2 separate regions of the Homo sapiens genome follow, and region 2 is linked to region 1. The links are chromatin loops, found by intact Hi-C in ENCODE. Cell type or tissue: prostate gland. All regions are shown on one strand.

Region 1 (8,000 bases):
CCAGAGACCAACAGCTTCAATCAACTTTCAGAATTTGTGCAAGTTAAAACTAAGACAGGCTTAGTGAAAAGGTAATATACACGCCCAAAAACCAGGGCTTTAACATCCATTTACTGTTTTAAAAACTTTTTTTTTTATTCTTCTTGCCTCAAACAGTCCCCCACAATGGTTTGGAGACTGGCACACTTTCACACCTTCCAAGATGTAACCCTAATTCTCTAAGCAGACCTGCCTATATACGTCAATCAAAACTGAAACTGAAGGAAAGGTATCAGGGCAATTCTTTGTTTTAGGGATATCTTATCGTATGCCTATCACTCACAGTACAATATGAACTTTACCCACACTTGTTGAGCTTTGTTTCACCTTACCTTACAGTTAGGTGACTGTTGCTATATTTCAGGGAGACCGGGGGAACAAACTGTCATTTTTTCCAAGCAATTTATAGGCTTTTCTTTTATGGTTACCTTGAATCTCATGACTGATCATGTAATTATCCTGAGTTGACTTCTGAGAATTTGAGAACCGACTTGTGATCTGCTTGAAACGTGGCCCAGGACTTTCTGCTTATACAGCCCTGCCAATTAACATAACATCAGCTTTATTTTACTGTTTGATCCTGATTTTTCCTTTGCCTTAATTTCTTTGTCTAATTTTGCCCTATACTACATACACTTTGTGTACATATGTACACACACACACACACACACACACAATAGTTTATTTTTTGTCAGCCACCACAAATCCTTTTTATAGGAAAATCTTTAAATGGTGAAATGAATTGTCCCAGTTGGTGGTGGTCTGTTCTTTATATTCTGATTTTCTTCAAATAAGATGTTGGAGTCCCTTAAAACTGAGAAGAGACAACTGATTTTATTTAGAAGCATATTCTCTGCCCTGTGTCCTGGTGTTTACTTTTCTTTTTTCCTTTCACTTTACTTTTGTACGCAGCCGTCTCTCTATTCTCCAGCCAGTCACCCCACCCCCAGGCAACATGCAGCAGTACTACTTAACAATACCTGGTCTACCAGGGATTCTAACCTATAACATAGTATGCACTAGAAAGCCCCAGACACAGCCCCACATCCCCAGGACACAGTAAATTGTATAACTATCTGCTCTCTGGTTTGTTTCAGGGAAACTGACAGATCTTTATGAAAAACTTTGCAGAGAGTGGTATGCTGAAAAGAAATAATCACATAATCACACACGGCCTCCCCCAAGGAGCATTTAGGGCCCTATCATTAATCTTTGTAACACTCCTATGAAAGAGGTGGATGGCATGTTCTCTCAGGCCAGTGTTTCATAGGTGAGGGGACAGGGCAGGCCTGGGCTTGCACATGGTCTAGAAGGGAGGAAAGAAAACTCAGCACCCTTGAGGCTCCCACCAGTCAGCCCCAGCACTGACATCTCCCATGCAGCCCGCAGCCTGGGCAATGCAGATTTTGTCTTTTACAGGAGTATTTAGCTTTTTGGGGGCAGGTATCCATATATGGCCATCCATAGCTCTTTCCGGCTTGGCAGTGCTCCCCGGACAAGCAACTCCTCACTGCACCCCATGCTGTCAGTAGCTGGCAGTAGGTTGAAATTACAGGCCTCTAGGCAAAGGTTTTTCAGAAGGTTTCGGCTCCAGATCACCTCTTACAGAAATGTATGAAATGCTCTGACCACCCACCGTTGGGATTTCCTCCCTGTGCAAACCTGAGCTGTTTGCTGGGCCCCAGCAACTTCTCTAACCCCTTATTCTCATAGGCACTCAGCACCAGGAGCTGAAAATAAAAAGGTGGCAAAGTCAGCTCTGATGCCAATCTTCTGCCACACAGCTGTGTATAATGGTTTTGCTGTTATCATTTTGCAGCCTGAATCACTTTCCCTGAAATGCTGCAGGTCTGCACTTGTGGCCTAGTAACTATTTAATGAAACTGATAATTAATCTCCTATACCACGCTCTGTTACTTGTAGAACTAACGTCCACAATGCAACAGTAGAAGAATAAAATGCGTAAAGATGAGAAAAAAGACAGCAAGTTGTCAAGATACAGTAATTGGTAAGGAATTAAAAATAGAACCTCCTACCAGATTACAAGATGGCCTCTCCCTTCCAAGATGGATATCAAACACTTTTTTGTCACAATCTGAAGAGATACAATTATCATAAGCCCCAGAAGGGGTTTCTTCCTCATGTGCTTAGTGAGGTCTGTCTTTAGGAACCCAAACAACTGTTATAAAGTGGATTCCTATATATCTAGGAAGTGAAAAGCTAGAAGGCTAGAAGGCAAAAACTTAAAGTTCTGTGCAATACAATAATTACGTTACAAGTAATAATGTTTACAGGGCACTCAACATATGCCAGGCATGATAAACAAAATGCTATAGAAGCATTGCTTCATTTAATACTCATAAAAATTGATGAGAGATATTTCCCCATTTTACAGATGAGAAAACAGAGTGTCAGAAGTAAATTGCTTCAGATCACTCCTCCAGGAAACCAAACAGCCTGAGTTTGAATCCAGTTTTTTCTGACCTCATGGTTTTTTTTTTCTGACCTCATGATGATCACTCTCCAGTTTTGCAACATCCTGAAATGTCTTCTGAATTATCAAATAAAAATTAACTCATTTGTGTTAAGTAGCAGTGTCATATTTTAATATCAAGTGGGTGGTCTTCCGAATATGTAAGTTTTGTAAAATAAGCCAACAAAAAACACACCTCACAGAACTAAGAAATCAGATGCTCAGATTGAAGGGATATTGTGGGAACCAAATAAAATCTTGAATATGAAAAATCTTAGGAAAAGACATAGCATTCTACGGAAGAATGACAATGTCATTGCTATCAAAAATATCAGTGTGGGCTGGCTGCTATGGCTCACGCCTGTAATCCCAGCACTTTGGGAGGCCGAGTTGGGCAGATCACTTGAGGCCAGGAGTTTAAGAGCAGCCTGGCCAACATGGTGAAACTCTGTCTCTACTAAAAATACAAAAATTAGCCGGGTGTGGAAGCATGCATCTGTAATCCCTGCTACTTGGGGTGCTGAGGCAGAAGAATCTCTTGAACCCGGCAGGCGGAGGTTGCAGTGAGCCAAGATCGAGACACTGCACTCCAGCCTGGGCGACAGAGTGAGACTCCGTCTCAAAAAAAAAAAAAAGTCAATGTGTATGTGATATGTGTGGTAATTCTCAGTTGACCAGCATATTCTGTATATCAAAATATGTGCTTACCTAACCAATTTACACACCGGTCACTTGTGAACAAGCCACCTTTTTACCTCGTTGTCCTGTGAGATGCAGAACCACGCATATTTTAGAGCTTAGGCATTAGAACTTTTCCTTTTTCAACTTATTTCTGGGCCACATCCACGTCCCCAGTTTCTCTGGAAAAGGCTGAGAAAACTCCTAAAGCGCAACAAAGTGTTAAGTTGCTGACACACGAATTACAATTAGGGTCACCGTCAAGGGAGCCGATTTACGGCCCCCCTCCTCCGTTTTCTTGTTACCTATCAACGCGGCTGCATACACTAGCAGGTAGCAGCACCTGTAATTAATTTGCCCCCACGTGTCTCATTTGATGGGGGGGGGCGTTTCCAGCTCTGATGTGCGCGGCGTGGAAACAGTATTAAAGCCGCTCAGGACAAGGAGATGTAAGGCTCCCAGAAAGACCTCCTTACTTGTTCCGAACTCGAGTTATGAAGAAGACAGCGCATGGTTTATTGACCAATGAAACAACCAGAGAACTTTCTTCTAAAGGTTTTAAGGAAGAGTGATTACACTATATAAATAGCGCTATTTCAGGTTTGAACAATTTGAGAGGCCCGTTGTAGCCTTTCAACTCCTCCTTCCTCACATAATCTAAGAGAAAAGAAGACTAAGATAGTTGCAAATCTCAGGGTAGGTCCTCACGGAGGAAAGACGAACACTGGCCTGACCCTGGGCTTTAGAAACCCATGGACAACAGGAAGGAAGCTTATTAACCCCTCTCTTCCCCCTCCCTCTTCTCCCCGGTGGAGAATCAGCTCCTCCTCCTCCCGGTCGTGAGACCCTGGTGCAAAATGCAAACAACCGCCCGCTTTCCCCACCCTGCGCGCTTCTCCCAGAGGAGGGAGAGGGAAGAGGCGAGGGCGCAGCCCCAAGCCGAGTCCAGCAAGTCTGTCAATCGGACGTGAACGTCCCGACGAGACAACTTGAACCTCAGGGCCCTCGCGCCAGCCGGACACCGCAGGTACCCCCTTTACCTGCTTCTCTGCTGGGTTTGCATCCGATACCCCAACTCCTAGCCTCATTTTCCCCCCAGCCCCATAATATTCCGGACCCCTGCTCCCCGTGCAGGTGGTGCAAACGCCCCTGCTCTCCGGCGCCCCCTGCCGGGAAGAGGGAAGGCGGCGGCGGCCGCGGAGGAGCAGGACGCTTGGTCCGGACGGAGCTCGGCGCTGGGAAGAAGCCGGGAGCTTCCCTGATGGTGCCGCCGCCTCCGAGCCGGGGAGGAGCTGCCAGGGGCCAGCTGGGCAGGAGCCTGGGTCCGCTGCTGCTGCTCCTGGCGTTGGGACACACGTGGACCTACAGAGAGGAGCCGGAGGACGGCGACAGGTAAGCGCTGCAAGCCCCAGCGGAGGGCGAGCTCCTGCTTGATGCGCGCCCGGCTCGCGGGGTGCGGGCGGTCCTCCCCGGCGCCCACTCCCACAGCGATCCGCACGCCCTCACTTCTCCGGGGATAAGGAGAGTGCTCAGCTGTCCTGGGCGACACTTCCCTCCGCTCCCGGGTATCAGCCTTTGCGCCCTGCCATCCGTGGGTCGCGTCAGGGATACCCTTCGCCCCGCGTTCCTGCCTCCCCCCGGGTGCCACACTGGCTGGCACAGCTCGTGAACCCCGCTTCCTTTCTCCTGGAGCTGGTTCGCTTCGTCGTGACCCTCGCGTGGCTCGTCCCTGTGGCCGGAGTCTGCCCCGCGTACGCGTTTGGGGACCAGCCCCTGCCCAGAGCGCCGGGACGGGGAGCCTGGCGATCCCCACGCGCCAGGGATTCCCCAGCGCGCGCTGCCCGCCTCCGCTCTCCCGCTGAGAATCGAACATTTCCTCTGCACTTTTTCATAGAGAAATCTGCTCAGAGAGCAAAATCGCGACGACTAAATACCCGTGTCTGAAGTCTTCAGGCGAGCTCACCACATGCTACAGGTAAGCCTGGGGGCTCTGCGGGCTGTTCGCCACTGCGCACCGGGGCTGGCTGGGGAGGCGGCGCTGTAAAGGAGGGGTTTGGAGACGCGCTTGGGACCGGAGCAGCTTTTACGCTGGAACCTGCTGGGTGCGTGCCGCGCGGTGCGAATCTTTGAGGGTTGGTTGGATCGGAGTCAGAGCAACACTGAGCAACTGACTTTGCGTCTAGGGTGTGTGCCCTGAGATCCTGAGGATGGTTGCCGCTCCCTGAAATACTTGTGTGGAAGTCTGTGAAGGAGATTGGATTGGATTTTGGGTGTAAACAGTGGGGCATAGCAAACACGGGTGGCTGCTTTCGTATTTGTGTTTTGTTTTGAAAGTACAGCGTCAACAAGGCAATTCTTGGCACTTGTCTGTCTTCTGACCTTCTGTTGGGGCAGAGTGTGGCTGTCACGGCCTCTGGACAAAAAAGTAGGGGGAGGATTGTGAGTGGTTGTGTTGAGTGAAAACAAAAAGATTGTTGGGGCAGAGGAAAAAAGTCTTTCTAAAAATGTGGGCCACAGATTCACCTGGGTATTTGTTAAATGAGTGACCCGGGTGCTTGTTAAAACTAAGCGTGGATGGGGCTAGGGAATCGGTAGTTATAAAATGTTCCCCAGGTGGTTCTTGTCTCTGAAAGGAGAGAACCACTGTTCTGCTTGCAGCCTTTTGGAGATGAGGGTTGATTTAGGTTTTTCACCATTGAATTCTTGGTTCTGTTCCAGTGCTCTCACTGGATAGGGGAACATGCACCCATAAACGTTTATTGGATATCTGCGTTTTAGAGGCGCTGTACAAGGTAATGTGATCATATGCCCACACCTGACTGTCTCTGGAGACTCACATGCTCTGTTCGGGTTGCCAGGATAAATACTGAGTAGTACAAGGTAACGCAGCAGTCCCTAGAAACGAACTTGAAAGAAAACAATGTTTTATTCCTTATAAGGTTGTAGCCTGTGAATCAATCATAGCGTTTCTTGCAGGTGAGAGCATTTCATATACCCAAAGGTTCAGACCAAGTGGTTCCACGGCTGTCAGTTTATGGGTGCAAAAGCACCATCAGTTACATCGCGTACTTCTGCTCTTAAATCTGTTGTTGGCAGTGAAGGGACAATAATCAGGCAAATCAAGTCACTCCTTGGGCTTAGGAAAGGCTCCTTTCTCTTGGCGTGTGCGGGGGGTGAATGCTGAACAAAATGAGAGAGGTAGTAGAGGAGAAAGGAGTATGTTCAATTGGCAGGTTAAGACTTAAAGAGGCTAACTGGGTGAGCAAGGTCACCGAGCTGGTGAAGTGACCTGGTGGTGCTGGCAGCAGGATTGCTTGCCTGGTTCCAGCCGTGTCTTTCATCCACACGACCACAGTGTTTCTTAGGACACATTGTTTTCCTATCAGCACAGTATAAAGCCTCGAATTTAACATGGGAAATGTCTCTGAGATGGTTTGCTCATTTTTTCAGTCCCTGAAGGTCGGACTTCACATAAATCAGTGACAGTTACAGAATGCATGTTAGATTTTCAGAAACCATTTGGTGCCTGATTGTTTGTTAATGCCATTACTGTCATCTTTTCCAGACTTCTTAAAGCAGTGTGGTGTTTCTTTTATACTCTTTGAACAGGAGACACTAGCAGCACCTTGGCATGTGTTTTCACTAATAGCTACTCAAATTGCTATGAGATCTCGCAAAAATGACATTTTATATCAAGGAGAATAAAGAACTTTGTTTAAAGGAATGGGAAACGATGCTTTCAGCTTGAAAGTGGTGTTGATCCTTGTGTATATGAAAAGATCTTAGATTTTGTTTTTAGATCTATTTTCTCTATGGAAGTCGAGAGTTCTCTGTATTCCGTTGGTCTTATCCTGTTTCTATAATCTACTCTTCTTGAATCCCAAGAATAGAGGATATTATTTTCCTTAGTTTGTGACTTGATTGTCCTAGCCCTTTATACCCTCACTACCTCAAGTATCATCTGGAAACCAGCCGCACAGCATGATTTTGGGAGCTTGTTGGAATCCTGGGCCTCTGCCCCCAGATCTCTTAAATCAGAATCTGTCTTAATGAGAGATGCATAAAATCTTGAAGCACTGCTGTAAGAAACCAGTGTCCTCATCCCCAGGACGCATGCAGACCTATTTAGACAGATCCTTAAAGGAGCATGGAGGCCTTTCAGTTGACCAAACAGTTAGCTCTCCTACCTCACTAAACTAAAGGTTAAACTAAAGTGAGATAAAGAACCAGCATTCCAGGAAGCCAGTCTTTAAAGGTTACTTTGAATTGAGCTGTAAGTAATACAGCATTACTGATGATGGAATGTTCTTTGACTGTATAGAATTCTCTTTACCAGGTGGCTGTTGGTGAATGGTTTTCAGCACAAGTGAAGGAACTCTGGAAGCCACTTCTGAACTTGAAGTGTGTTTAAAAATGACTTTAAAAAAGTTACTAGGCCGGGTGCGGTGGCTCATGCCTGTAATCCCAGCACTTTGGGAGGCGGAGGTGGGTGGGTCATGAGGTCAAGAGATCGAGACCATTCTGGCCAACATGATAAAACCCCGTCTCTACTAAAAATACAAAAATTAGCATGGTGTGGTGGCACACACCTGTAGTACCATCTACTTGGGAGGCTGAGGCAGGAGAATAGTTTGAAACCAGGAGGCGGAGGTTGCAGTGAGCTGAGATCTCGCCACTGCATTCCAGTCTGGTGACAGAGCAAGACTCTGTCTCAAAAAAAAAAAAAAAAAAAAAAAAAAGGCTTTCCTTTAACAAGAAATATTCTCGTGTGTAGGAAACACTAATAAAACAATTTTCACTGAGGCTGTGG
Region 2 (8,000 bases), 130 kb after region 1:
AAAGCAATAATATACGATTACTTGCCAAATGCTTCAACCTTTCCTGATGTCATTAGCAAGATGACTTCTAAAAGGGCTGCGTTAATTCTGGCTTGCTCTACTGTTGACCCAAAAAAGGAGCACATTTCACTCCTAGGGACTGACTGCTATTATACTCAGAAGTGGGAGGGTGAATTTCTGGCTGAAGTTCATACGTTACAACTCAGCAGTCGACTTACTCTTGTGATGGAGCATGAAATTGAAGCAATATGGCTCCCAGCTGAAGGACCAGCTTTGTAGGATTCAGGCCCAGGGCACTGCTAGGGGACCATATAAATGACAGAGGCTCTGATGTCTCGATTTTCATCCTGGTTGGTGGGCAGCCTAGGGGACGTCCGGCTCTCCTGGAGCCAGTGTGCTGGGATTCTGCTCTGATTCCTTGGCTCAGCAGCAGTTCTGTCCTTTGTCCTTTCTGAAAACCTCACACACAGAGCAATTTAATATCACGTTAATGAGCTGCCTGAGGCCCTTGGGAGGTCCTGCCCCACCCCCGCCAGCACATCTCCAAGGATGACTTCCCTTTCATTTTCTTGAGAGGTCACTGCCCTGGCAGTGTCGCAGAATACTCTCCTTCCCCTCACTGTGATCTCAGGGATCCTGGTAACAAGTCTTGCTCACTGCTGTCTGGAGCTTACGTCAAATCCAAGAGAATGTATGCAAAGTCTCGCAGAATCCAGAAGTGTTACAGCCAGCAGACCAGAGACAGGCACTCCTTAGACATGATTGATGCCCCTCATCAAAAACTGGTGGCTGACTATCTTAAGTACTGGCTTTGAGGCCTGGCTTTCAAAGCCCCTCCCCACAGAGCAGATGGTCTGAGGGTGGCCCTGCTTGACCTCACTAAACGTTTTGTGTCTCTTTTGTGTGGGTTCATGTTCCCCAGCACCACCTTATTGTTCCTCTCCCTTGTGGGTTGTGCTTGATGACAGCATTGGTCAGTGGTGTGCAGCTTCCTACTTAATTATTCATATCAGAGTGATCTAGCAGAAACTCCCTCTCCCAGGCTAGATCCTAAGCTCCTAAAGGAAATGAATATTCTTTACCCTTTGCTATTTCTCACCACATCTAAAACAATGTGGAGCGTGTGTTCAGGAAGAGCTTGTCAAATGACAGGCAAATGAAGAGTAACAGATCTTCAAAAGTAGAAAATGCCTTTGATATTCTGTTTAAGAATGAGAGAAAGAAGTTGTAGAATCTGGCATTATCTGGGTAGTGATACTTGCCTAAGAAAAGGGAGCTGAGGCCGGGTGCAGTGGTTCACTCCTCTAATCCCAGTGTTTTGGGAGGCCCAGACAGGAGGATCACTTGAGGCCAGGAGTTTAAGACCAGCCTGGGTAACAGAGCAAGACTCCATCTCTACAAAAACAAAATTAGCTAGGCATGGTGTTGAGCACCTGTAATCTCAGCTACTTAGGAGACTGAGGTGGGAGGATGGCTTGAGCCTGGGAGTTTGAAGCTGCAGTAGGCTATGATTGATTGTGCTGCTGTACTCTATCCTGAGCCACAGAGCAAGACCCTGTCTCTTTTTTTTTTTTTAAAAGGGCGGGGGGAGATGAATTGCTAAAAATAACATCTGTGTTCAACATTGTGTAAAAAAGAATTTGGGCTTTGTGCCTCATTTTGACTCTAATTTACTAGCTGTGTTATTTCAGCTACTTCCTCTTTGACATTCTGTTTTCTTATCTGTAAATTGGGAGTTTGTATCTGGCTTGCAGTGCTAGTGCAAAAAATAAAGGAATTGATGAATAGATGCAAAAGATAAATCAACTAGTGAATAGTTCATGGCATCTGAAATCTAATAGGTGCTCAAAATATCTGTTTTTATTACCAGATATACCATTTTTAGGACAGACTGCTAGTAAAATCGGCATCAGGTGAAGCAACAGATTTAGAAGGAGTCTTCGGTTTCTGGCAAGCTGGTACAATAAAGTGCTTAATACCTTCTTAATGAACCACAGCCAACCCAGCCCTTATGAGACAGATGCTATAGCTTTCTAGATTGGGTTGCTGGAGGGAGAGCCAGACTTGCTGGGTAGCCACTCATGTGAGGAGAATTGTTTGAATAAAAGGAGAGAGTGGAATCGAACATCGTTTGGAGATAACCCGAGATGCACCCCTCTGCAGAGAGGAAAAGGAAGTAGGTTTGAGAGTGGAAACAGCCAGTGAACAGAGACGCAGAGACATCCGTGAAGGTAGTGGGTGAGAGCACACTCAGGCAGGACTAAGGTGGAGGTGGCAGGTGGGAGGTTTAGTTGGCAAGATGTCCCTGGATAGAGAGAACTCATGGCCTGCCCATGTCCTTTACGTGTGAATCAGCTTGCTGTGGCACTGCAGCCTACCACAGTAGTAAGCATGCTGTTCACTCTCACAGATGGGCAGAGGTGTCCAGGTGATCACCTGCAGGGCTCACCTTGGCTCAATACATTACCTTCTGAGAAGCTGAGGCCAGCAGTTGGGGAAGGAAACACATGCCCATCTGATGAAATTCAGCTGGACTGGGCCGCCTACAGCGTGCACTGTTTTTGGTCTGCGCAGGTGAACTGAGCAGATGCAGCCTATCTTCTAGCTCCAAGTTGCTTCAGTTTAGCCATCTTCTCCCTAGTTCTCATGATCAAGAAAGGGAGTAATCAGAAGACTTATGTTATTAGAGAGTCTCTTGAAACCTTGCTAAGTAGAAAAGTAAATAGTCCATTGGTTTCTTCTTGGAGGCCACATAGAAAAAGGTGCTCAGAAGTCTGTTCACCAATACTCTGTGCTAGCTCCTTTCGAGAAGTCTTGGGGAGAAGTAATACCAAGTGTTTTCAGTCACATCTGTACTAAACTTCCCACTCACCTCTCTGGCTGTCCTGTCCATTTACACGGTCTGTGCAGTAGCTAGTCATTGAATAAAGCAGAATCAGGGATTGTGGGTTATCTTCTTATAGGGCACATGAGTAGTTTGTGAGAAGACAGCATTGTTACAACAGGGCAGAACCTCACATTCTGCCAAAAAAAAAAAAATAGGCCTCTTATTTCTGCCAGATAATTTGAGATATCAGGACTTGGAGACATTCAGGTTTGGAAAGTGCCAGAAGAACCCCTGCAGAAACCCACTCTTGCCCTGAAAAGGATTCTCCTAACCGTGGTTCTCTCTATATGAATTCGGACTTAAAAAAATAGAAAAAGAATAGCTACCACAGCGATTTCTAAAAATCTATGAGCAAGAAGAAAGTTCAAAAACAAATGAAGAAAATTTTAAAATACAACAATTTAAAAATAGCATTAGGAAAGGGATGGATGCTTCTGTATGTGATATGTGTCTGCTGATAAAACCTGGAAGGAGTTGTTGGGCCTGCTTTAAATCTGCACACTGTTGGCAATGACTTTTAAGTACGATCATCTTTTTCCCTGTCAGTAACAGAACAGTGTGGTGGTGGTAGTGAGCAAAGTCACGTAGTTGGCAAGTCATGAATAGAGTTTCAGACAATTTTAGGCAGAACGTAGGATATCATCAGCCCTGGAAAATGACACACAGAAGGGGTGTCAGTGACCAGCAGAGCATGGGTCACTGATAGAATTGCTACATTAAAACCCGATCCACTTGGGTTGCAGCGTGGGATGGGTCTTGAGATGGAGTCAAGGAAAAAGCATGACTGCAATCATTTGCTTCCCATCGCTGTCTGCTGGATTTCCCCATTAGCTAACTTAGGCACACAAGCAAGAAATGTCTAATGAAATAGAGTAAATAAAAGAAAATGCAGCCAGGCGCAGTGGCTCACGCCTGTAATCCCAACACTTTGGGAGGCCAAGGCGGATGGATCACCTGAGGTCAGGAGTTTGAGACCAGCCTGGCCAACATGGCGAAACCCCATCTCTACTAAAAATACAAAAAATTAGCTGGGTATGGTGGTGGGTAGGGTAGCTGGGTATGGTAGCCTCCCAGCTACTTGGGAGGCTGAAGCAGGAGAATCGCTTGAACCTGGGAAGCAGAGGTTACAGTGAGCCGAGATCACACCACTGCACTCCAGCCTTGGCAACCAGAGCTAATCTCCATTTCAAAAAAAAAGAAAAGAAAAGAAAAAATGCGTTTAAAACCTCTTTCAATAAATCCAGGACATCATGATGAGAGGAGACCTTAGAAATGACCTAATCCTCTCACCTCTTTGCTTACAGATAGAGGGGAAATAATCTGCAGAATGATTTGTGGTCCTAACATGGTAGCTTTATGAGGCTCGTTCTTTAAAAAGAATTCTGCATAGTTTATCTTAATTGTTCATTTCACCCCGACTTTCATCATCGTTCTCTCACAATGTCTTCTGAGGCTTTAGAGATTTTTTTGGTAGCTAAACATTCCAGGAAGCAGCCATCATTTTTTTTCTTGGGGGTTGGGGCAGCAGCGGGTGGGGGTTGGACAAAAAAAGAGAGTGGTGATAGCATTTAAGAAGCAAATGTTAGCCAGCTGCACTGTCAGTGGTAGTATTTCTTAATAGGAGGATTTAGGGACTTTATTAATATGTTCAGATAAGATTAGCAGCATTTGCAAACATGATCTTTGGCAATCTACACCAGAACAGAACAGCTCAGTTCCTTTCTCAAGACAGTTGAGTACTTCTTTCCTACTTTATCAGTGCCTTTTCCAAACAAATGCCTGAAAACCATGTATTAAGGATAAATCTGGCGATTTAAAGTTACAGTTGTTTCATGTCATGGTACTTCCATCATCTTAGGTTGACTTTTAATTTTTTTTTTATTTTTGCTTCCATTTTATAGCTTTTCTAAAGGTAGTTTTAATTAGGGTGAGTGGTAGATTATGCATATGAGCCTATTAAGCAAGCCTGCTCCATATTGTTTCCTTGCTGGAAATTTTCTCTCAAAGATGGTCACAAGAGACAAGTGACTGACCCAGGGACTTTATTTAAATAATGAAAATGGTTATGTTATGAATGGCCCTGGAAGAGACATTGTGTGTCACCCTGTGGGTGGAAAGAAAATGATACTGTGGTAGAATGATGTGGAAACCATGCATCTGATTGATTTCCTGACCTGCTGCCTGCGGGGCACCCTGGTAGCCACGGTTGCTGTTGCAGTGTGTGTCCTGGGTATTTCACTCTCAGTTACCAGATATGGCTTTTTCTTATTCACTGTTCTCTTATGCAAGATAATAGAGCCTACTGCAGTGAGCTTTAACACTGCCTTTTGGGTCTCCAAGGTCAGAGGTAGTGACTCGGGGTCTTTGGCAATGCATTTGGGGGATGGGGGAGTTCAGGAGCCCTGACGTAACAGCCTGAGAAGATGCACCTGAGACTATTTTATGCATTAGGTTGAGTTTTGCATTCGATTTTCTTTGGGGAGAAAAAAGCTTGAAAACCCAGCAGTGTGTTTCAGAAGAGAACAGGCTGTTTATCTGTACTGTTCTTAAAAAAAGAAAAAAAAAAAATCTAGTGACAACCCGTCTTCCCCTCTTAGCTACAGGGTCTGGGTTTTTGCACAGGGCCTGATGCTTACTTAAAAGGGCCCTATGCTTAGTTTAATGCTTTGCTGTCGCCATCTTGAAAATTCTTAATTTTTTAAATGAGGTGTCCCATAGGTTCATCTTGCACTGGGCCAGGCAAATTACAAAGCTGGTCCTAATTCTAAGGTCAGGCACTATGTGCAGTAGGCCTCAGTGGGGCCAGGTGTGGGGCTGGGCTGTAGAGAGTGAGTTATGGACATTGTGGCCCAGCCTGCCCCTCGCCCCTGGTTACCCAGCCTGAGTGACAGCCCTTTGTCTACCTCGTACCACATCTTTCTTGCTGTGGACCCAACACAGCCCTTTGCAGCCCTTCTCTGATGCTCTTCATTGAGGGCCAGACCTTGATCCCCAGTCCTGTGCCATTGGTTGGAGCCCTGTTCTGAACAAAACACTTCCTAGAACTCTGACAGCCTTCATCTGACTAAACCCCAGCCCTGGTCATTCTCTTTTCTACTCCCCTTCCTCCCTCCCTCCTCTACCTACCTACATTTTTGACACTCAGAGTTAACCAAGAAGACCACAAGCATGACAGACTCCAGAGTGGACTCCTCGTGCTCCCCTGAAGGGTGGCCCTTGCCTCTACCTCACTGTCTGTTCTCCCCTGTGCTCACCTTTCTCCCTCAGGGGCTTGTGTTAGCCAAGCCCATCATGAGCAAGGGAACAAGGCTGACTACTCAGTTCTGTTGCAGTGATCACGCTGGATTTTCCAAGCCATCATGTTTATGGGTTTTAGCTGAGATTCATGTGACTGATGCTTGAACATATACTTTGCAGTCCCCCTGTTGATGGCCTTTAAATCCCTCCTAGATCTATTCTTTATGTTCTACTTCTACCACCATGGACCAAGGCCAGGCTGTCATCACTTTGACCCTGCATTAGCAAATGATCAGCCTTTCTCAATGGTCTTCAGTTTCTCCTTTCCCCAGCCAACCTCATATGGCCTCAGTGTTCATCGTCTTCATTCCAGCTGCAGTATTTGAACACACCCTCTGTCCGGAAGACTGTGCCAGATGCTATGAAAGACATAGATGTTTCACACGAATCCCAAAGACTTCATAAAATAGTTGGTAAGATCAGTGAAATACAAGCCAGTTAGTAATAGATACCTTCTGAAGGGTACAAAGAAAGTACTGAAGACATTGTCATATATTTAGGTTGTTTCTAGTTTTCTCATTAAATATACTAGTATAGAAATGGTTTAATGACCATGATCTAGTCATATGATGAAATAATATGCAGCTCTATGTACTGACAATGGAAAATATTCAATATACAAAGTAAAAACACAGTGTTTATATGTGTGTGTGTATATATATAGTATCTCATTTTGTGATCTCATTTATATAATTAGTGCATAGGAAGTATAAAGTTGAGAGAATTATGTCAAATGACGATTGTCTAGATAGGATTAAAGAGGAATTTACCCTTCATTCTTTATGCATTTCTATAAAATATGAATTTTGTGTAACTTTGTATTAAACTTGTAAATATAAATGAAACACTTTCGAAAGGAAAGTTTTAGAGTTAAGAGGAAATCAGGCTTTAAGCTGCTGATAGTTATAAAGATTGTCTTTATGTGGCTCCTAGAGTCAGATTGCCCTGGGAAGAATGTCTCACCATCTCAGGTTTGTCCTGCTTCTGCTGTTCACACACCTCCCTTATGCAGCCTTCTGGAACTTTCTACTCAGCATAGGTTCATCACTCCAGATGGTTATTCTCACGTCTATGCTGCTGTTCATGCTATTCTCCCTTCCTGAGACGCCTCCCCTCCTCCAGTTAACTTATTCCAGCCCACTGTTCATCACGTTCCCTGCCCCAGCTTGCCCAGCCAATGCTGTTTCCCCTCTAAACATCGAGGTACCAATGATTTGGGGTTATGATCACGAACAACTCTGGTACATTTCTGGAAATGTTGCACATGTTTTACTGACTTGTAAATCCTAAGTTCCTTTGTTGGGAAGAACTGGCTTCTGATCATCTTTTATGACCTCAGTGGCATGAGAATTCTGTGTTGCTAGTAGGCATTCAACAAAGACTTGGTGACTGGAATCATAGCCCTGGTGCTGAGCTTCCAGGCGTCCACTGAAGCTGATCCACTTATACCAGCAGGGGCCTTGCCCTGTAGGGTCTACTGCTTCTCAGCCTCTGGTGCCCTTTGAGCCTGTCTGAGTAGGCCCACAGCCAGAATCAAATAGTGATGTTATCTTCCTGATTCACAGAAAAAAATATGGCTGAATTTTTACTTCAATTTTTCTATAATTTCGTAAATACCCTGGATGCTTGCTACTGATAGTCTGCTTCCAAATGTTGGCCAGATGGCCAAATGAATGCACAAGTAGCAAACAAATAGTATTTTAAAAAATCAAGAAAAACTAATTGTGCTTATTTTTAGCAGATTTGTTCTATTCTTCCCCCCAACCCCCATCCACATGTATTCTAACAAGCAGAGTTGGGGTTTTATATTGGAAAC

What was found. Hi-C counts contacts between places; a loop is a spot of excess contacts. Peaks named below come from ENCODE experiments on the same cell type or tissue, not always from the same donor. Only the 100,000 strongest peaks of a DNase experiment are listed, where the experiment ranks them.
Region 2: a loop joins it to region 1, with 4 times the contacts of the local background. A loop is called at or near these places in 4 of 110 quality-filtered maps.

What each region holds. Positions count from the first base shown.
Region 1 is chr18:59,693,794-59,701,793 of GRCh38, reverse strand. CCBE1 (collagen and calcium binding EGF domains 1) reads left to right here and starts at 4,371. Exons shown (of 11, transcript NM_133459.4): 1 at 4,371-4,582; 2 at 5,085-5,165. The coding sequence starts at 4,452. In prostate gland, a CTCF peak has its summit at 4,353 (motif pointing left); a DNase peak (open chromatin) is centred at 4,363; H3K4me3 peaks cover 1,896 bases; H3K27ac peaks cover 1,811 bases.
Region 2 is chr18:59,563,211-59,571,210 of GRCh38, reverse strand. The region is part of intron 2 of CCBE1 (collagen and calcium binding EGF domains 1); the gene reads left to right. Among named protein-coding and RNA genes, the nearest start is that of CCBE1, 130 kb to the left of the region's middle. In prostate gland, no CTCF peak of the experiment used is centred here; no DNase peak of the experiment used is centred here.